Regions from separate parts of the Homo sapiens genome. Here regions 2, 3, 4 and 5 are each linked to region 1. A link is a contact called in ENCODE Hi-C or POLR2A ChIA-PET data. All regions are on one chromosome and are shown on one strand. The core of a region is the stretch at or near the end of the contact, and the rest is flanking DNA. Distances in the headings are between cores, read along the strand shown. Region 1 holds the start of CCNG2 (cyclin G2). Region 2 holds the start of PAQR3 (progestin and adipoQ receptor family member 3). Region 3 holds the start of BMP2K (BMP2 inducible kinase). Region 4 holds the start of NAAA (N-acylethanolamine acid amidase). Region 5 holds the start of NUP54 (nucleoporin 54).

What was found. A loop is a pair of places that touch in the nucleus more often than their neighbours do. ChIA-PET counts read pairs that join two places held with the same protein, here RNA polymerase II (POLR2A). Pooled maps may share reads with other maps.
Region 2: a loop to region 1 is called in a map of B cell, with 12 times the contacts of the local background. The contact joins the promoter of PAQR3 here to the promoter of CCNG2 in region 1. A Hi-C loop is called at or near these places in 3 of 168 maps with a recorded cell type or tissue (B cell, CD8-positive, alpha-beta T cell and naive thymus-derived CD4-positive, alpha-beta T cell) and 7 of 50 pooled maps.
Region 3: a map of CD8-positive, alpha-beta T cell shows a loop between it and region 1 (21-fold over the local background). The contact joins the promoter of BMP2K here to the promoter of CCNG2 in region 1. A Hi-C loop is called at or near these places in 6 of 168 maps with a recorded cell type or tissue (CD4-positive, alpha-beta memory T cell, CD8-positive, alpha-beta T cell, gastrocnemius medialis and 1 more), 6 of 37 single-sample maps with no recorded cell type and 14 of 50 pooled maps.
Region 4: a loop to region 1 is called in a map of CD4-positive, alpha-beta T cell, with 6 times the contacts of the local background. The contact joins the promoter of NAAA here to the promoter of CCNG2 in region 1. A Hi-C loop is called at or near these places in 3 of 168 maps with a recorded cell type or tissue (CD4-positive, alpha-beta T cell, CD4-positive, alpha-beta memory T cell and naive thymus-derived CD4-positive, alpha-beta T cell), 4 of 37 single-sample maps with no recorded cell type and 9 of 50 pooled maps.
Region 5: a map of B cell shows a loop between it and region 1 (7-fold over the local background). The contact joins the promoter of NUP54 here to the promoter of CCNG2 in region 1. A Hi-C loop is called at or near these places in 8 of 168 maps with a recorded cell type or tissue (B cell, CD4-positive, alpha-beta T cell, CD8-positive, alpha-beta T cell and 3 more), 11 of 37 single-sample maps with no recorded cell type and 18 of 50 pooled maps. POLR2A ChIA-PET finds 5 or more read pairs at or near these places in 1 of 52 experiments (CD4-positive, alpha-beta T cell).

The regions. Positions count from the first base shown.
Region 1 is chr4:77,154,896-77,158,818 of GRCh38, forward strand. It overlaps CCNG2 (cyclin G2), which reads left to right and starts at 2,312. Exons shown (of 8, transcript NM_004354.3): 1 at 2,312-2,611; 2 at 3,638-3,775. The coding sequence starts at 3,638. It overlaps LOC101928864 (a long non-coding RNA gene), which reads right to left and starts at 3,169. Exons shown (of 2, transcript XR_244659.5): 1 at 375-3,169; 2 at 1-81. RefSeq lists silencers at 1,871-1,990, 2,411-2,480, 2,511-2,620.
Region 2 is chr4:78,937,578-78,941,500 of GRCh38, forward strand. PAQR3 (progestin and adipoQ receptor family member 3) reads right to left here and starts at 1,861. Exons shown (of 6, transcript NM_001040202.2): 1 at 1,463-1,861. The coding sequence starts at 1,647. RefSeq lists silencers at 1,391-1,460, 1,551-2,040.
Region 3 is chr4:78,774,230-78,778,152 of GRCh38, forward strand. BMP2K (BMP2 inducible kinase) reads left to right here and starts at 2,121. Exons shown (of 16, transcript NM_198892.2): 1 at 2,121-2,492. The coding sequence starts at 2,315. BMP2K-DT (BMP2K divergent transcript) reads right to left here and starts at 1,741. Exons shown (of 1, transcript NR_186689.1): 1 at 1-1,741. RefSeq lists enhancers at 1,357-1,987, 2,620-3,250 and silencers at 1,454-1,703, 1,794-2,463, 2,825-3,025.
Region 4 is chr4:75,939,335-75,943,257 of GRCh38, forward strand. NAAA (N-acylethanolamine acid amidase) reads right to left here and starts at 1,679. Exons shown (of 11, transcript NM_014435.4): 1 at 1,410-1,679; 2 at 667-831. The coding sequence starts at 1,615. RefSeq lists silencers at 962-1,031, 1,432-1,901.
Region 5 is chr4:76,146,715-76,150,637 of GRCh38, forward strand. NUP54 (nucleoporin 54) reads right to left here and starts at 1,683. Exons shown (of 12, transcript NM_017426.4): 1 at 1,594-1,683. The coding sequence starts at 1,660. LOC124900718 (a long non-coding RNA gene) reads left to right here and starts at 1,835. Exons shown (of 2, transcript XR_007058144.1): 1 at 1,835-1,888; 2 at 2,493-3,923. RefSeq lists an enhancer at 1,633-1,792.

The DNA.
Region 1 (3,923 bases), core at 1,062-3,561:
GGAAATTCAACGCCATTTACAAAGCTTTCTTGTCTTACTCTCAGAGAAAGCCATCACTGTTCACATCATTCAAGAGGCTGTCTGTAAAAGGACACATAAAATACCAGTTATGAAATATAGAGTACACATTTAGTATAGCTTCATATCATTTAGTGCTAAGCAGCAAGATGATTATGTCAAATAAAAGTTATCACTTATTTATGTTTAAAAGATCAGATAAGCATTGGATAAAATTATGTAGCCTAAGCAAAGGACAATTTCTAAATCTTTTCCTTTTTGTTTTATATAGTCTGTTATTTTTAAAGTCTTCTACCACATAAATTTGCATTTCCTCTTTCACATCACTTATAAAATAACGTATGTTCCTTTTTTACCTTTGCCTTCTTACTTGAAAAAAACATCCCCAGTCTCCTTCATGCTTTGATCACAAACTCTTCATTTCTCTGATGGTGGATAGTTGGTCGAGCTGCTTTCTGTCTGTGGGCCCTGTCCACTCAGCCTATTGATGCTCTGTACAATGAGCTGTCATCTCTGTAATTTTAATCTTAGCTCTAGTCTCTAAGTTAGTTTCATGCTCCTATTATGTTTATCAGCATAGATTTCCAGCAAGATGATTATGTCAAATAAAAGTTATCACTTAATGTTTAAAAGATAAAACAAGCATTGGATAAAATTATGTAGCCTGTAAATCATTTAAAACTGGTGTGCTAATTTTATCTTATTTTCCAAAACCCTCACCAAGCTCACACCTCTCTGAAATAAGTGTTAGCTTTTTGGGCTGCCTTCCCCCAGTTGCTCTGTGCTCCAAACAGATGCCTGTGTTTAGTCCGAGCTAATATGCAAAGGGACCTAGTTTTAAAATTCCTTAGCTGCTCCGCAAAGAAGAGCGCTGCCAAAGCTATGTTGTGTGCCTTCCCATATTTCACAAGTAACAAAATAATTCACAGAAAACACATAGAAGAACAGAAAGGAGAAATCTCTTCCCAGGGACTATCTGATTATGTAGATTAGAACTCACGAATATGGTATTTTCTAATTTAGGAGGGAGAGAGTAAACAAATAAATGTTCCAGGGCAGTCAACCACATGCCCCATTGATATTCCGTGTGAAAGTGTCTCTGGCCTAAGGCACCTGGTTTGTTTGCTTTTTGTCCCGTCCTGGGAGACGTGTCGCCTATAATAACAACGCTAATTATAATGAACAATAAATGATAATTTATGGGTTACCAAGGACCAAGAAGCTCTGGGAGTCTTCATTAAAACAACAGCACTACAACCTCTGGAGGTACGCCGTAATTATTAGATGTTTACGTACCCTCATCAGCGTGCTAAGTTTTTATTGAAAAGCCCCTCCTTCAGTCCCTCCTGAATTTTTTTAAATTATGGAAAAATTCCAAGACACAGAACTAGAAAGAATACTGTAATGCAGCCTCGAGTACCCATCACCCAGCTTCGACCCTCAACTTTTTGCCTATCTTATTTCACCTCTCTTCTCCATTTTTTTTTCTCTTGGACTGTAAAATTTTAAAGCAAATACCCAAACTTGTAGCATTTATTGAATATTTTAGTAAACGCCCCGACAATGTTATAATAATTTGGTGGGTTATTGCAAAATGGAACGCCAAGACAAAATAAAGAAGGAATGTAGAAAACTCTCCCGTGGCTGAAAAGGCTGTCACAAAGGTTAGCTGTTAGGAGAAGCGCCGCGAGCGTGACATTCCCCCAAGAAAGGCGGAGGCAGCCAGGCGAGAAGGCACAGCCCCGCAGGGCAGGTAACTGAATACCTTCTCCGCTGCACACCCAGGCATGCGCAATCCAGACCCTGGAGTTGCTAAGGCCCCAAGGCAGAGAGAGGCTCAGGCTACGGAGAAAGCCAATCAGAGGGCTCCAAGACTGATAAGTTAGCCAATCCAGATTCGAGGGTGAATCAGGTCCTCAGCATGCCCATCGCCCCACCCGCATCCAATCAGAGAGCCGGCTACTTTGGGCGGACTTTTCAAAACAGCGAAAACAAAACAAATCGGGGACCTTTAAAAGGCGTAATGAGACCAGAAACGATCTCCTTCCGCCCCTCTGTCTTCCCCCGTTCCCCAACGCAGATCAATCGCGGAATAAGCCCGACGCCCAGATTCCGCTCTCCGCCCTAGCGCCAGGCGGGAGGACTGGCTCGGCAAAGCCAAGGAGAGCTAGGGAGGCCGCGAGAGAGGCTCGAGACGGCAGCTTAGGGGCGGGACTCTTTTTTAAAGTCCGTGGAGGAAGTGCAGGATCCCTCCGCGGGGAGTCACGTGCCCCGCCCCCTTGGGGGCGTCGAAACTCTTAACAAAAACAAGGGGCTCGGGGAGGTTTCCGCTGAGGCGGCGGGGGTGCGGCGGTGGGCTGGTCTTCCGCGGCCGGCGTTGCGCCGCGGCGGAGGGTGGGCGCGCGGGGAGCGGGATGGAGCCGGGGCTGTGAGGCCGAGGCGGCGGTGCCTGGGAGGAAGGGTCGGATGCCGGACCGGGGGCACCGCTGAGGCGGTGGGTCCCCGACCTGCGAGACAGGTTTGGAAGCCCCCGCTGCGCCCAGTCCGTGCGGACCGCGAGGCCGCGGGCGGGTGGAGGCGCGTCTCCGGCACGGTGAGTGGACCCGCCCAGGGCCGCCGTGGGTTTCTTTGTTCGTGGTGGGGACTGTGGGCTTTGAGGAGGTTGGTACCATGCGAGTGCCTCGGTGCTGCCTGCTCCTCATCCGCTGGAGCGACCAGGGTGCTGCCCTCAGCCCCAGCCCCGGGGGGAGCTGGCGCCCGCGATGGACAGATAGATGCTCGTGGGGTGGAAGGAGGTTGCGACTAGGTTAAGGGCAGTCTCCGCCTCGGTGCCCCCCGCCCCCGCTCGTGTTGTCACGGGGACTTGCTGGCGTGGTGCTTCTCGAATTGACAGCCCCGGGGCTCTGCAGAGTTGTGGGGCCCCGGCATCAGTGGGTGGACGGGTGTTGTCCCTACGGGCGCGGGGCGGGCGGGCTGGACTGGACTTCTCTCCCCGGACCGTAGCCGGGTGTGCCGCGCCACCCCAGGGCTCCTGGGACGGGGGTATCCGCCTCTCGGGTAAGTCCGGAATCGGCGCTGCAGCAGCGGACGGGAAAAGCTGGGGGCGGGACTCTCCGAGAGGGGCTTCTGCAGCTGGGCGCCCCGGGCGGGCGGGGCTCGGGAGTCTCCTCCCTCCGCTTCTTTGTTCAGTCGCGAGACTCTCCCTCCCCTCCCCCCTATTGTGCAACACCCCATCCCCGGGACCCGCTGCAGTCGCTCGCCACACTGCAGTCCCCTGGGCAGAAGGCCCTCCCTGGCGCGACTTCAGGTGGGGCAGACCGAGGGGACGCCGGCGCCCGCGGACAGTTTCCTGTTTGTGAAACGCCAAGAGGCCAGGGCTGGCCGGTCTTACCCAGCGCTGGCCGGCGGACCTGACCACGGCTCCTCCCCCTGCCACACCTCCCTGGCCGTGGTGGGGATTGCCCTGGGGCTCTGGCGGACGTGACTGGTCCCTTCACCCGCTCCTTGTCGGGGTGTGCTGGGGCGACCCTTGCTGGAGGTACTGGCCTCAGCCCTTTCTCCCGCTTCCCCACCCCTCTTACCCCCAGATTACATTCTCTGTGTGGTGTCTTTACTGCAGATGAAGGATTTGGGGGCAGAGCACTTGGCAGGTCATGAAGGGGTCCAACTTCTCGGGTTGTTGAACGTCTACCTGGAACAAGAAGAGAGATTCCAACCTCGAGAAAAAGGGCTGAGTTTGATTGAGGCTACCCCGGAGGTAAGTTGGCAGAAAAGATAACTTGCTCAAGCAGCTGATGGGGCTTGGAGGAGGTAACCCCCCCGCCCCCGTTGAATCATGACTAAAGCCTGCAAAATTTCTTAAAAGTTGTTCTTTCTGGAGTACCAAGATAAACCTTATTACAGGT
Region 2 (3,923 bases), core at 611-3,110, 1.8 Mb after region 1:
GGCCATGTATAGCATTTCACACACAGAATCTTACTGAATCTTTTTTTACCTCTGGAAGCAGATACTGTGATTACCCTCATTTTTATATGTGGGTATAATGAGGCTCAGTGAGGTTACATTTTGCTCCAGGTCTCAGAGCTGTTAAGTGGCAGATTTGGATACTAAAGTCTTTGACTCAATAGCTCAAGAGCTAATGCTCTATACTTAATTTTCCACTCCATGAGATTTGGACCCTAACATCAGAACGCAGAAGACCACTGCTAGTTGAGTAGAAAATATTTAAGGCAATTCACTGCTTGCCCTATTCTTGTGGAACTCCAGATCCACAGCAGAACTCAGCTGTGTAATTTACTCATGCACAGGAGGCACTGGGGAGGAAAACGGTAATTACGCTTCAAGTTGTGAATCCTAAGGGCCATCCATTCAAGCCAAGTAGGGATGGGCAGTGATGTCACCTTGTGACCATGAGTCACAGAAACACTTTCATGGCAGGACAAAAGGAAAGAAGGGCAGGAAAAGACAATGCTGGAAAAATCAAGAATCAGACATGTGGTTGCCGCTTGAGCAATTCAACAGCCCACATTCTGGCACTAGGGTTTGCCACTACAGCGACCTGGAGCTAACCAACACCTGTATCTTAATTCTCCTGAAGCAGAGGTCCTGTATTTTAGTACAGGTAGTAAGTTTGGACAGTTACTCCAAGAACTAGAATAGTTATTTTTCAGTTTTGTTTTTTTAAAACACGGATTTTCAAGGGACTGTGGTTTTAAAGGTTTAAAATGATAAAGAAATTTCTTTCTTAGAGATGCTTCTGTGGTGCTCTAGTGGAGACTGGGTGCCCGTTATGAGCTCTCTTTACCACAGTACTTTTCCTACACAGCATTTTTTCCACAATGGTTATTATGTAATTGTGTAATTATCTATTTAATGTCTGTTACCCAGGCTACACCTTAGTAGCTTCATGAAAACAAGGGCCATGTTTGCTTTTTTTTCTGCATGGGCTCCATAAGTATTTGCCAAATGAATAAATCTCGGGTGTATATGTTAACTTGTTTCCTATTATACAGGCACTTATCTGGCCCAAAGCTACTGAATTCCCACAGTGTTGCTCTAAAAAGAAAGGTATACACCGGGCAAATATGGCTCAGCCCCATTTCAATATATATCTCAATGAGCCGAACAAACCGAATAAAGGATGTAAAAGCCCTTTGTAAAGAGCAAAGCGTCATAGGAGAGCTGTAATTATGATCACTGTTACTATCATGATTATTCCGTGGACCAAGTACCCCGGCCAGGTAAGGGGAGATAACGGGGGAGGAGAGGCGGCAAAAAGGGATGAAAAGGATGGGGCGGCGAGGAAATGATGGGCAAGCAGAAAGGCGGGGAAAGCAGAAGGGGGACCAGACAAAAAGGGTGTAGGTGAGAGAAGGGGGCACTCCAGGCGGAGGCAGCCAGACCGTACCTTTTGATACACAGCCTGGACGGCAGGTAGGCCCGGTAGCCGTCGGTGATGTACGGGTTGTCCTTGAGGGACCCGGGGATCTGCTCGTAGGTGTACAGGCGGATGCCACGGGGCACCAGGACCGGCCAGTACTGGTAGCTGCCCAGCTCGATGTAATGCGCGCTCTTCAGCAGCTTCTGATGCATCGTTCCCGGCCGCCGCCGCTCCCCGGCTCGGGAGCTCCCCCAGGTCCCGCCTCCCCGGGGAGGGGGCTTCGCCGCTGGCGCCCCCGCCCCGGAGCCCGCGGACGCTGCGCGAGGTCCTACCGCGCTGCCGCTGCTGCCCAGGGCCCGGCTCTGCGCTCACACCGGCCACTGCCGCCAGCGCCGCGGCGGACCCGGCAGCGTCGCAGCCTCCTCTGACGTCAGCGCGCCGCGGCGGCCCCGCCCCTCAGCCCTAGCTGGGAGGGGCAGGGTGCTGGGGCGCGCCCGGGTGTGCTCGAGCGTGCGCTGGCGGCGGCCCGGGCTCCCGGGCGTCTCTCACGCTGTGTTTTGGCGGCGCCTGGGGTCTTCGTTTGCATATGAGAAGAGCCGAAAGCACAGAGCTACAGGCGAATACAAGTGGATTTTTTTTCTTTTTCTGTTTTTTTATTAGAAGTAATAGTTGCTGCATTTTGAAAAATCAAGAGGAAAAGAGTTAACAGGAAGAAAAGTTCGAGGTAATTACCGTTTAGTTTATGCTTGGAATTACACACACTTAGTGTCAGAAGGGACTTTGAGGATTTCTAAGCTGAAGTCAGCTCTTAGCACGATAATTGGAAAGAGAGGAAACCTGATGCACGTGGAACATACACCAGCATCGAGCACATCCTGAGCCATAAAGGAAAGCCCCCGTGCATTCAAAACTCCGACCCCTTTCAGCGTTATGTTCTCTGATCACAGTAGAATTAAACTAGAGTAACAAGAAAACTAAAAGTCTCCACGTCTGGAATAGGAGCAATACACCAAATATTTCAAGGGCTGATGAAGAAATCACAATGGAAATGAGAATATCTACTTAACTGAATAATATAGAACATATTAAAAAATCCTGTGGAGTGCGGCTATAGTAGCGTTTACAGGAAGTGTTGCAGCTTTGTTTCTGGCTATTTACTGTAATGCAAGTGTTTACTTATAATGGCAACAGGGCAAAACATCAGTTTGAGTACCGTATGTGTATAATAGAACGCTTAGTCCATTGTTTGGCATTGTAAGGGCAAGAAAAATATCTTGTCCTCACTTATCACAAGGTTCACAGCTGACATTCCTATGAAAAAAATTAAGAGAAGCCAGGCGCAGGTGGCTCATGCCTGTAATCCCAACATTTTGGAAGGCCGAGGCAGGCGGATTGCTTATGCCCAGGAGTTGGAGACCAGCCTGGGTAACATAGTGAGACGCTGTCGCTACAAAAAAAACCAACCAAACAAACAAAAAACAAAAATTAGTCGGGTGTGGTGATGGGCGCCTGTAGTCCCAAACTATTCTGGGCTGAAGTGAGAGGGTTGCTTGAGCCTGGGAGGTCGAGGCTGCAGTGAGCCATGTTTGTGCCACTGCACTCCAGTCTGGGTGACAAAGCGAGACTTTGTCTCAAAAAATAAATAATAAAAATTAACAAGAAAAGGGATAATAAATTCATTTAACACAGTTTTATGTGACAGAGGAGTCTTCAGAAATGAAGACACAAAGACCCAGGAAAAAATGGGCTTTTTATGCTAAGTCTGATGAAAGGAGTGGATAGTTGTGGAGAAACATGATTGAAAGGGGGCATCATCTAATGATAATAAACTGAGGGGGGATCCTAGCTAGCAAGGCCAGTTCATTCAAATTCTTGGCCTCAGAGTATGGGGCAGGAACTCTCTAGAATGAGGGTTTTATGACCTAGTTTCAGGTGAGGTAAGTCAGAACTCCTTTGTGACCACGGAAAGGCAGGGACAGTCAGAAAGTAACCTTACTAGATTTTTTGTTGTTGTTGTTGTTGGGGGAAGACAGAGTCTCACTCTGAAGCCCAGGCTGGAGTGCAGTGGCACAATCTCGGGTCACGCAATCTCCACCTCCCGGGTACAAGCAATTCTCCTGCCTCATCCTCCCGAGTAGCTGGGACTACAGGCACCCACCACCATGCCCGGCTAATTTTTGTACTTTTCGTAGAGATGGGGTTTCACCATGTTGGACAGGCTGCCCTTGAACTCCTGACCTCAAACAATATGCCTGCCTCAGCCTCCCAAAGTGCTGAGATTACAGGCGTGAGCCACCACGCCCGGCCCCTTACTAGGTTTTATGGCTTCCTTTAGGGAGAGAAATTCTAGGTTGTAAGACCCACTTGGGAAGAACAGGAAAAGGAAGAAAGGAGGACGGAAAGAAGTTCAGAGAGACCTTAGTTTTGAGGCCTTCCCAGTCTCCTTTAAAGTACTCAGCATGTCAAAGCACCACACTTTGGGGTGGGT
Region 3 (3,923 bases), core at 871-3,370, 1.6 Mb after region 1:
ACAGGTGCACCACCACCATACCTGGCTAATTTTTAATTTTTTTTTTTTTTTTTTTTAAAGAGATGAGGTCTTGTTATGTTGACCATGCTGGTTTTGAACTCCTGGCCTCAAGTGATCCTCGTAAACTAACTTTGAAACTTATTATAGCAGGCTTGTTGTGATCAGGTGAAGTTATATCAGGCCCAAACTTTGTATGTTTGTCTGACTCCAGTTTTGAATTGCATGAAATGACTTAATCTTTCCATTATTCTGCTTAAAAAACAATTCAAATTTAGGAATGAGACTCCACAATGAAGCCCCACAGCAACGAAAGTGGTCAGCTTGTTTCTAAATGGAAATCCCCAACTGCCACACCACATCAATCATCTGACATATAATCTCACTTCCACTAAGCTGGAATCTACTTTAAACGTCAGGTCTCTGGATGAAGAATTTTAGTTTAGTGGGTTATGTAGCAGAAATGCCTAAATCCAGAGCACTATTTTAGTGTTGGCAGAAATAGCTTCTCTTCAAATAGCAGGGAAGAAAGAACAAGGATTTTAAGTTCAAAGTTTTTGTCTAAGCACATTTTCTAATGTTTCTACCCGTTATCTCATTAAAAAGAATAAAGAAATAGGGGTGGGGATAGAACCACATTCATCTACTTTCATAGAAGGTGCATACTGGAGTCCTGCAGATACAATTTATTTGATCTATATTTTAAAAATTAGGGAAATGCCACATTAGAAAACAGTTCCAGGTTTTTGGTTCTCTTAAGAAACTGGAACCTCTGGGCACAGTGTGTGTGCCTATCTTCTTTTGTGGAAAAGTAGGCTGGAGCTGAGAATTGGCTGCTCTCTTTACACAGGCTCTACAGTTTGCCATTCCCTACCACTCCTGAATGTTTTACACCCATATTTATTTTGTTGCTTCACCCTGCAGTCGGGAGACTCCTGCAGTTTATGAAATTGATACAACAGGGCTTTTTTTTTTTTTTTTTTTTTTGGTAGGGGGTGCAAATCTCTTTGATTTGAGGGGAACGCAGTGGTCGCTTTTGCTTCCAAACAGCCTTAAATCTGCCCGTTTTTCAACGATCTGACCTTACTTTTTCAGGGTGGCCAAAAGCACAAAATTATGAATCAAAGAATGGTCCCCAATTACCACGAGCCAGCTGTGTGACCTTGGGCGACTCCGTTAAGTTCTTTTAGCCAAGAGTGATGAATGGTCTGCAAAACGACCTTAATACCTGTTCTGAATACCCCCACATGGCTGTGGTACAGCAGGCGTGAGATGTTTAAAGTACTCCTAAGTAATTTATAAACTGCAAAACGCTTCCCAGCACAAGCGTCCGCTACAGAGCGCGACGACACCGAGCCGGTTTAGAAGTCCAGTTACTGGAATCCACTCCAGTTCCGTCCTGCTCCCACCTCCTACGCTCAGGGTGGGCGAGCGGAAGGAGACTCTCAAGGGAGAAGGCCTGGAAAACTGGCTAAGAAACGAAGCGAGAAGTTCCTCAGCAGGGGTAAAGTTGTTGGCGGCATTTTTAAGCCCCTAGAGTGGCACAGCGACTCCCGGTCGAGATGACGGACCCCGGTGCGTGACCAGCGCGGGAGCCAGTCCCGGGCCACCTCCCTGCTTGAAGTCGGGCCTGGCCAGTACCCTCCCGGCGCAACCCCGGACCCGGGACCCCCGACTTTGCCCTAGTCCCCAACCCCCACAATCACCTCCCTTGGTCCCCCTCCACGTGACAAGAGCCGGAACCGTCACTTCCGGCGGCGCGGGCAGCGCGCCTGCGCGGGTCGCCCGGCCTCAGTGAGCGGTTGGCAGCAGCGCCCCCCCCCCCCCCCCGCCAACGGCCACGAGTGGCGGGCGGCGCGGGTTCGGCCGGGGCGGCGGCGGCGCGACGGGCTGCGGTCCTGCGGGTTTGTGGCCTGAGACGTCTAGCCCACTCCCTGGAGGGGCCGGCCGCCCAGCCTCTTTCGCTCTCTTCCTCTACCCCGGCTCGCGCTCCAGGCGCTTAGTGAGGCGGCGGGACGCCCGGGGCACTGGCGGAGGCGGCGGCGTCGCCCCTGGATTCGGACCCGCCCCCTCGCGCCCCGCCCCGTCCCCGCCCTCCCCACCGCCCTCTGCGGGAGCCGGGCAGCTGCAGCGGAGCCGCGGAGCGGGCGGCGGGGCCCAGGCTGTGCGCTTGGGGAGCGCGGAATGTGAGGCTTGGCGGGCCGCAGCACGCTCGGACGGGCCAGGGGCGGCGACCCCTCGCGGACGCCCGGCTGCGCGCCGGGCCGGGGACTTGCCCTTGCACGCTCCCTGCGCCCTCCAGCTCGCCGGCGGGACCATGAAGAAGTTCTCTCGGATGCCCAAGTCGGAGGGCGGCAGCGGCGGCGGAGCGGCGGGTGGCGGGGCTGGCGGGGCCGGGGCCGGGGCCGGCTGCGGCTCCGGCGGCTCGTCCGTGGGGGTCCGGGTGTTCGCGGTCGGCCGCCACCAGGTCACCCTGGAAGAGTCGCTGGCCGAAGGTACGGGCGCCCGGGGAGGCTCGGACAGGCAGGTGAGGGAGGGTTGGGGTGTGGCGGCGGCTTCTCCGGGTCCTCGCCCTCCGGACTGACTCTTATACCCCATTCTTCCTCTGCTGCCGGGCCAGCGGGGGCTCCTAAAGAGTGGCTCGGGCTTTCTCTCTTAAGCTGGCTTTTCTTGCCGCTGGCTGCCCCGGCCGGTGCACAGTTCTCTCATGCCTAGTTTAAATCATTTTCTGTGCTTTTTGACGCGAGAAAATAGGTAGTAGACGGGCTAGGAAGTGGGTTGGTGTTACGATTGGGCCAGTGACTCATTAGAGGGTCAGATCGAACAGGGTTGAAGCTCCGTTCTGCCAGCTGTGGCTCAGACGGGTGTCATGCGTTGGCCTTTTCATCTAAGCCTCCACCCGCGCTGCAGGGCATAGGACCCTGCAGCCCCTGGTGTCAAGCTGGGCTTTGCTGCAGCTCAGTCATCTGTTGAAAAACAATGTATTTGTGTGCATGTGTGCGTGTTGGAGGTGATCCTTTGCTCTAAATTCAGTTAGTAGGTTGCACTGAGGAGCAGGTAAACTTGGAGCCCATTTATCTTTGTTATTTAGAATCTTCTCTGTTGGACAAGGTGCTATTCATGCCCTCCCAGTATGTCTCTTTGATAGTAGTTTAAAAGGTGATATAAAAGCAGGTTAACTTTCACTTAACGAGGTTTTGTGGTCGGTCCTTCATGATCTGGAACAGGTTATGACGGCAGGTAGAAGTCTACTTACAAAAAAAGTTTACTCCATTTTAAAAGAAGAACTTAGAATTTAGTTTTGTATTTCTGGCATAATTGCCTTGTAGAAAATACTTGCCCTGTGTGCTGCATGCTTCATTGGCCTTTGAGTTTTTAGTTGCAAAATGATACTACAAAATAAACACTTTAAAAGAAATACTTTTTGTTGATAAATGGCCCTTTTAAGTTCTATGGTTAAGATAAAAAAAATCGAAGAGTGGATTCAGTTCTCCGAGCGTTAGACGTTGATGTGGTTTGAAAACAGTAGACTGAGATTCCGCTTGTATTTTTTGAAATGCTATACACAACAGTAAATTAGCACAAGGGAAAAAACCTGAAGATTTTTGTATAAAATATTTGAAAGAGAAAGAAATCGTGAATTATTCAAGTGTACATATCATTGTTTCGTGAACCATTGCTCAGAATAATGATCTTAGCCGAAACTTGGAGAGGTGGGAGAAGGAGGATCCTTAGTTTTTCAGAAGAATGAATATGTGGTGAGTGGTCTTTATAAAAGATTTACTATACTATAAAGTTTTCTAGCTCTTTATTACACATGAATTTCAATTATTGGTTTAGATTGTGTTGTAGGTTTTAAAAGCACATGGCTCTTCACTCAAATGCCATATTCTGTCTTTGAATTGTTTTAGTAACTAATTGAAATG
Region 4 (3,923 bases), core at 429-2,928, 1.2 Mb before region 1:
GCCACTGAGTTAACTAAAGGGTCCAGATGAGAGGAGGCTTAGTTTCAAAAACTTCCTGGAAAAGTACGTTTTGAGCAGAATTTTTTTTTTTTTTTTTTTGAGACAGAGTCTCGCACTGTCGCCAGGGCTGGTGTGCAGTGGCGCGATCGCGGCTCGCTGCAACCTCCGCCTCCCGGGTTCAAGTGATTCTCCTGCCTCAACCTCCTAAGTAGCTGGGATTACAGGCGCCCACCACCACGCCTGGCTAATTTTTTGTGTTTTTCGTAGAGACGGGGTTTCACTATGTTGGCCAGGCTGATCTCGAACTCCTAACCTCGTGATCTGCCCACCTTGGCCTCCCAAAGTGCTGGGATTACAGGTGTGAGCCAACGCGCCCGGCCTTTGAGCAGAATTTTAAAAGTACGCTACCTGGATTGGGGAAGAGAAAACCCGGGGCTACACGTAGAGGGAAAGTTTAGTGTTGAATCGGAGAATCTGCTTTCCCTCTCGAAGCCTACGATGTGCAGCTCAGATTTACCCAGAGAGGCAAAGAGGAAGCGCTGGAGGTTTCTAGGCAAGCAGGCACCGCCCTGTTTTTATCACACGGAAAATATGTCTCCTCCCGCTAGTCTGTGTCGGGGGCCCCCGCAAGCCCCGCGTTACTCCGCGCGGGCTTGGGGCACTCACACGGAGGACTCGTAGGCCAGGTTGACCAGAAGGCAGTCCGCCAGGCTGAGGTTCATGAAGTCACACATGCCGCGGATCTCGCCGGTGAAGGGCTGGGGCAGGAAGCGCTCCAGCTCCAGGACCACTTTTCCGATTAACACGTGCACCCACTTGGGGACTCTGTCCCTAGAAACAAAAAGCACAAGGGCGTCTGACCCGCTCAGAGGTCGGCGGCGTGCGACTGCGTGTGCACTGCGAGCGGGGCTACATCCTTAGGGCGTGAGGTCTCAGGGCCACTGCTCCCCAGTCAGTGGACCGCCCAGGCGCGGCGTCACTCAATCTGCAGCCTCCCGGGAGTGGGGGGAAGGGGGCGGGGGGAAGGCGGCGGGTAAGAAAACTCCGAATGGGGAGGGCGAGTGAGGCTGGTCCCAAAGGGGCAAGCTTGGAAGGCCCGCGAGGCCCGCAAGGAAGGCGCGGGTTGCCCCTCCTTGGTAGCTATGCAGCCCGGGCGACAACTCGCGCGCCACGCTGACCCGGAATGGCTCAAGGACTGGCGTGCCACGGGTGACACCGAACTTGAAAGCCGAACCTGCCGCGCTGGATTCTCCCCAACCCGGACGCTGCTCAGGGCGGCAGCCAAAACCAGTTCTCCAAGGGTGGCGGGGAGTAAAGCGTCCCCGTTTAAAGCACTCTGAGCAGCGCGCGTTTGACTCCGACCCGCAGGGCCGGTGTCCCCGCAGACCCCGTCCAGGGCCCCAGCTCACCCGATGACTTGCGCCATCGCGGCGCGCACCAAGTCCAAGTCGTAGTGCCGCAGCACGGGCAGCCAGCGCAGCTCGGGGACCGAGTCCAGGCTCACGTTGAAGCGCGGCGCTGCTGGGGGCGAGGCGGCTGACAGCCCGGCCCCGGCCAGCAGCAGCAGCAGCAGGGACGGAAGCCCCGGGCGCGCCTCCCGGTCCGCGGTCCGCATGGCTCGGGCTCCAGCGGCCGCAACTTGGAGACCTGCAGCCGCTGTCGGAGCCCGGGTAAGCCGTGGAGGAGGAGGAGCTGGGGCTGGGCTGCGATCGCTGGAGGTGGGGCCCGCGCACGACCCGCCCGCCCCTGTCACCGGCAAGCCGGAGCGGCGACACCTCCCGTCCCCGCCGCGCATCCACTAGCCCGCCCCGACTCTCCATCGGGCCTGGAGGTCCCTGACCGCGGGGCCGCTAAGGGTTGGGGCTGCCGGCAGCCGGCTTCTCACCAACTGCCGGTTCCAGCGCACCTGCTTGGGCCGAAGGAGTGTAGGCTGCGGCCGGGAGGGGCTGTAAGATTTTCAGTAGCGAAAAGGTGTCAGGAAAGACTTTTCAGTTAAACTTTGTTTGCTTGTTTGTTTGTTTGTTTGAGATGTAGTCTCACTCTATTGCCCAGGCTGGAGTGCGGCGGCGAGATATCCGCTCACTGCCAACTCCGCCTCCTGGGTTCAAGCGATTCTCCTGCCTCAGCCTCTCAAGTAGCTGGGATTACAGGCGTCCACCACCATACCTGGCTAATTTTTGTATTTTTGGTAGGGACAGGGTTTCACCATGTTGGCCAGACTAGTCTCGAATTCCTGACCTAAGGTGATCCACCGGCCTCAGCCTCCCAAAGTGCTGGGATTACAGGCGTGAGCCACCGCGCCTGGCTGGTAAAACATTTTTTTAAAGCTCAAAATTTAGTGAACATTTATCTGCTAAATATTTTTCGCGGACATTATCTCATTTAATCATCAAAACAAGCCAACAGGTAGGTTCCACTAATCCTCGCTTTACTGATGAGGAGTGTGAGGCTTGGAGAGGTGAAGCCATGTACCCGAGGTTACTCTGCTGGTGTGTCTCTGCACTGGCCTCCAAGTAAGGAGGTCTGAATCCACAATCCACCTTCACACCTAAGTTTCTTCACCTTTGAGTTCCCAATGTCTGGGAGACAAACTTAGGAAAATCTTAGTAAGGCTGGGACATTCTTAACGGTTAGCACAGTTGTCTGTGGGTAAAACAGGGTACATGTGTACATGAATAGTAGAAACTAAATGAAAGGGCCGGGCATGGTGGCTTAGGCTTGTAATCCCAGCAGTTTGGGGGGCTGAGGCGGGTGGATCACCTGAGGTCAGAAGTTTGAGACCAGCCTGGCCAACATGGTGAAACCCTGTCTCTACTAAAAATACAAAAATTAGCCGGGCGTGGTGGTGTAATCCCAGCTACTTGGGAGGCTGAACAGGAGAACCTCTTGAACCTGGGAGGCAGAGGTTGCAGTGAGCCGAGATTGTGCCAATGCACTCTAGCCTGAGTGACAAGAGCAAAACTTTGTCTCAAAAAAAAAAAAAAAAAAAAAAAAAAAAAAAAAAAAAAAAAAAAAAACTAAATGCATAGTAGAAACTAAACACATTTTTTTTTTATTTTTTACCAATTTTAGGATGAAGAAATACAACTTTTATAATCAATCACTTGTTTTTAAGGATAACACTTAAAGGAATTACAAAATTTCTTGCCAGACATGGTGGTTCACGCCTGTCATCCCAGCACGTTGGCTGGCTGATCATCTGAGGTCACTTGGTTTAATGAATAGAATCAGAATTGCTGGTGGTTGACTTCCAAGACTAGGTCACAAAAGACACTGTGGGTTTCTCCTTGCTCTCTTGAATTGCTCACTATAGGAAGCCCATTGTCATGTCCTGAGGAAGCCCTATGAAAATGTCCCTTTGTGGCTGGACACAAATCTCAGCACTTGGAGAGTCAGGCAGGAGGACTGCTTGAGCCCAGGAATTGGAGACCAGCCTGGGCAACAGTGAGACCCCATCTCTACAAACAAATAAAAATAAATTAGCCGGGCATGGGGGCATGTATCTTTAGTCCCAGCTACTTGGTAGGCTGAGGTAGGAGGATTACTTGAGCCCAGGAATTTGAGGCTGCAGTGAACTATGATCACGCCACTGTACTCCAGCCTAAATGACAAAGTGAGACCCTGTCTCCAAAAAAGAAGTAAATAAAATTGAAAAAAAAGAAAAAAGAAAGTCCCTTTGTTGAGGAACTGAGCTTCTACCAAGAGCCAGAGAGGAACTGAGGCTTCTTGTCAAGTCATCTGAGTGAGCCATGGTGGAAGTGGACCTTCCTGCCTCAGCTAAGCCACCCCCAAATTCCTAACCCATAGAAACTGTGAAGCAGGCCGGGCATGGTGTCTCACATCTGTAATCCCAGCACTTTGGGAGGCCGAGGCGGGCAGATCACTGGAGGTCAGGAGTTTGAGACCAGCCTGACCAACATGGT
Region 5 (3,923 bases), core at 433-2,932, 1.0 Mb before region 1:
CCATAAACCTATTTTAAATGTATATATCATTATTGTTTTGCAAAATTTCTAATGAGCTGCAAACAACCCACGTGCATATGAAAATCTTCATAATTATCTTTTTGAATGCAAAGACGTCTAGCTTACCTTTTAGAATTCGATGCTATATCACATAAAACTAAACTGCTCTCTTTGAGCATTTCCCAAAATTCCAGCAAAGAACTGGGGATTCTTTCTATAATTACAAATCTTATAGAAATTACACATCTTATAGTATCCTAATCTGCTGAGTTGACCAAAGAAATACATTATTATCATTATAACACAAGTTAAAAAACAAAACAGGTTACTGCTGTTCGTATAAGACTTGTTTCTCTTTGGAAACACAAGGACAATAAAATGAAATCTCAATGAAAGATGCAGAAAAAATGAAAAATGACTGCAGGAGTCCAAGAATCCCAGGATGGGCTTGACTGGTGGTGAGTTTATACTTTGGAAGTCCTACCTAATAATTTTAAAGATCTATTCAAAATTATAATCCAAATGCTTATCATTTGGAAGATAAGTGCACATTTAATAAAGGAACACTGTAACTTGCAAAACTTTCCTAAACCACATCTTTTAAGGCAGTAAAAACTTGATACAGATGTTTTTGATTCGAGATAAGGAAATAAATTTCCTTTCCCTATTAGACAAGTAACTGTTCTTTCCCAAACTCCAGGAACCACAATATTCTTGGACTCCAGCTCCCAACACTGGTTACACATACAACCCGCAGTATCTACCTGCACTTGCCAGACTGTTACCAAAATTGAACGGAGTCGCCGAGGTAGTAGAAACACCGAAATTCCCAATATTAAAGTTCACTGCAGGATTAGCAGTTAATCCGAAACCCCCAAAATTAAACCCACTGGCGGTGGAGTTGGCAGTCTCAAGCCCACCAAATCCTGATAGGCGTGTAGGCAAAGAAACAAAATTTTAAAAAGGGGGAGAGGGAAAAAGAAAAGAAAGCAAGATAAGGATTAGAAGAATCAGCAGGAGGTTTCACAGAAGTGAACAAACCTGGTTTTGCTCCAAACAGTTTAAGAAAGCAGAGTGGGGGTGGGGTGGGGCAGATGGAAGAAGCATGACGGATAAACCCCACAGCGAGGACCACAGGGGGCCGGGGGTGGAACTAAGGGAGTCAATGGGCAGTGCCGGTGGATCCCCAGCCCTATCCTCGCCGAGTCCGGCAGCGGGAACCACGCAAGCGTTCCCGCCCATCCAGGAGGCTGAGGTGCAGAGGGGAGGGAGGTTCTCGGGCAAGGGGAGAGGGAAGCAACCTCCAATTTCTCTGAGTAGGACTCCCCGGCAGCGGGAAGCGAACCGCTCAAGCCAGGGCCCTGTGGAAACTCACGCGCGGCAAGCGAGCTTCTAGTGGGACCCCGAGTACCCCCGTGGCCTCCTCGGGTGCCGCCTCGGCCCACTCTGCCGCCGCCCGCCCTTTTCCAATGCCTCTAAAGTCTCCGCGTCGGCGGGAGATTCCAGGATCCCCAGGTCGGAGAGTCTCGGACAGAGGGGGCGGACCAGACCCTTCCCCTTCTTCCCGGGTGAAGGTCTAGGGGGATCACTCACCCGCGGGGGCCGCGGTGGCTGCAGCGGTACCGGAGGTGCCCGAGGGAGCCCCAAAATTGAAGGCCATGTCGCGAAAGCAGGAGACCAAGTAGGTTACTCCTGCGACGCGCAGCGCGCTCCCCTTCTCAGTCCGGCCGGGAAACCGCCAGTCAGATCACCGAGTTCCGCCTCCTTTCTGACCTAGCCTAAGAGGCCGGAAGGCGCCAAGGGCGTAGGAGGTGGGTGGTTGTGAGGGAACGCCCCCAGCCAGCTCACTTCCGGTGGGCTTCACATGCTGTGGGGTGTCACTGTTAAGGTAAAATGCTGGGACGCTCGCGAGGGTGTGCCGCCTGAGAGTCCTTTAAAAACTGCCGTAGGGAGGTTCTTTGGGAAAGGTGTGCAGAGGCTGAAGTTGTTACTGTAGGGATACGCGGTAGACAGCTAGAATTTGTATGTGGTAGGGTTGAAGTTGCTGCCTCATCAACTAGCGGGCCTGGGAGGTCGGGCAGCAGGGCTGGGGTTGAGAACCCCCCCAACACCCACGAGGAGGTGGTATTTGAACCCAGTGCTGAAGGATGAGTAGACGGAGCAGAAGCAGTAAAGAGGATGCACGTTGGAAGAAATGAAAGCGAATGGAATTGTAGCAAACACGTTGCGTTTACTATGTGCCAGGCACTCTTCTAGACATTTTACATAATTTAATCAGCTATCTTATGAGGTGGGTTGCTGCTATCTCCAATTTATAAAAGAGGAAACAGGTACCAAAGGGTCAGGCTGTTTACAGAGTAAATACTCCTAACCACAGCTCTAAGGGGAGCACTGAAAAAGAGGGGAAGAGTGGGCCCCCTCTGTTGTACTTGTAATATAATTTAATCCTCAGAATAAATAAATAGAGAAGATTCTGTAACTGTATTTTGCAGGTGAGATGAGAGAATTGAGGTTTGGAGTTGTTAAGCAGCTTGCCCAAAGTCACCTTGCAGGTAGGTTCTGGAGTCTGGTTTTGGACTCATGTTTCTCCACTCCAGAGTCCCAATTTGTAAAAATTACCATTATATTATATTGCCTTGTAAATTATGGTAAGGATTTCAGACTATTTCTTGAGGGTAATGGGAAACCTTTAAGGGGTTTTAGGCAGAGGACTAGTATGACTAGAATTTTGTTTTTAGAAGATCCCTCTGGCTGCCATAAGGAGAATGGATTGGAAGGAGCCAGAATGCCTGAGGAAGATAGAGCTTTTAGGAGTCTGTTGTAGTTGCACAGGTAGGAGATGATAATGACTTGGATTACATCTGGCAGTGGAATTAGGAGAATAAATTTGAGAGATACTTAAGAAATAGCATATATGAGACTCGTAGTATTTGGACGTGGGAAGTAAGGATTCAAGGACAACCTCCTGCTTTCTGGCTTGGGCAAGTTGGTGAATGGTGGACCCGTGTCTGACTCCTACAAACTGAGTATGCTCTCATACCCACTGCCCTGCCTTCTTTCACTGTTTGTCACAGATAATTTATCAATCTAATTTTTCCTTACAATAGTATATATTCCATAAGTGCAAGAACCATGTCCCTCTTGTTCCATGCCCATCACAAGTGCCTGGCATATAACAGGGGGAAATAAATAATGAATGAATGACAGATAGGTGGAAACCAGATCTTGAAAGACCTTCCTTAGCATGTTAAGGAGCTTTGATTTACCAGCAGTTTGTCCAGCTGCGGCCCACAGGCCACATGTGGCTCATGGCTTAGGATGGCTTTGAATGCAGCCCAACACAAATTCGTAAACTTTATTGAAACATTGTGAGGTTTTTTGCGATTTTTTTTAAAGCTCATCAGCTATTGTTAGTGTATTTTATGTGTGGCCCAAGACAATTCTTCTTCTTCCAGTGTGGCCCAAGGAAGCCAAAAGATTGGACACCCCTGATTTAGCACATAGCCTAACGCTTAAGTACTTAGCTTACCTTAAAAAAACAAACAACCATTCTTCTTCTTCCAGCGTGGCCCAGGGAAGCCAAAAGATTGGACACCCCTGATTTAGCACATTGTCTAATGGCTAAGTACTCAGCTTACCTTAAAAAAACAAACAGCCCTCCCAGTCTAGCAGAAAGGAAAACCAATGATTAATTTATGGAATCTGCCAGAAGCTCAGGAATTGGAGATATCACGTATCTTCATAAGTTGGGGTAAAGGGAAGTTAAAATGAGAGGAACTGGTTGAAAGTCTATTTAAGAAGCAGTTAGAGCTCCCCAAATCCTCTTCTGACCTCGTGCAGCCAAGTGAATGCTTCTTCCCCACTCTAGAAAAATAATGGAGGATTCTTCTCTACAGTGATTAAAATAGTATTTGCCAGGCACA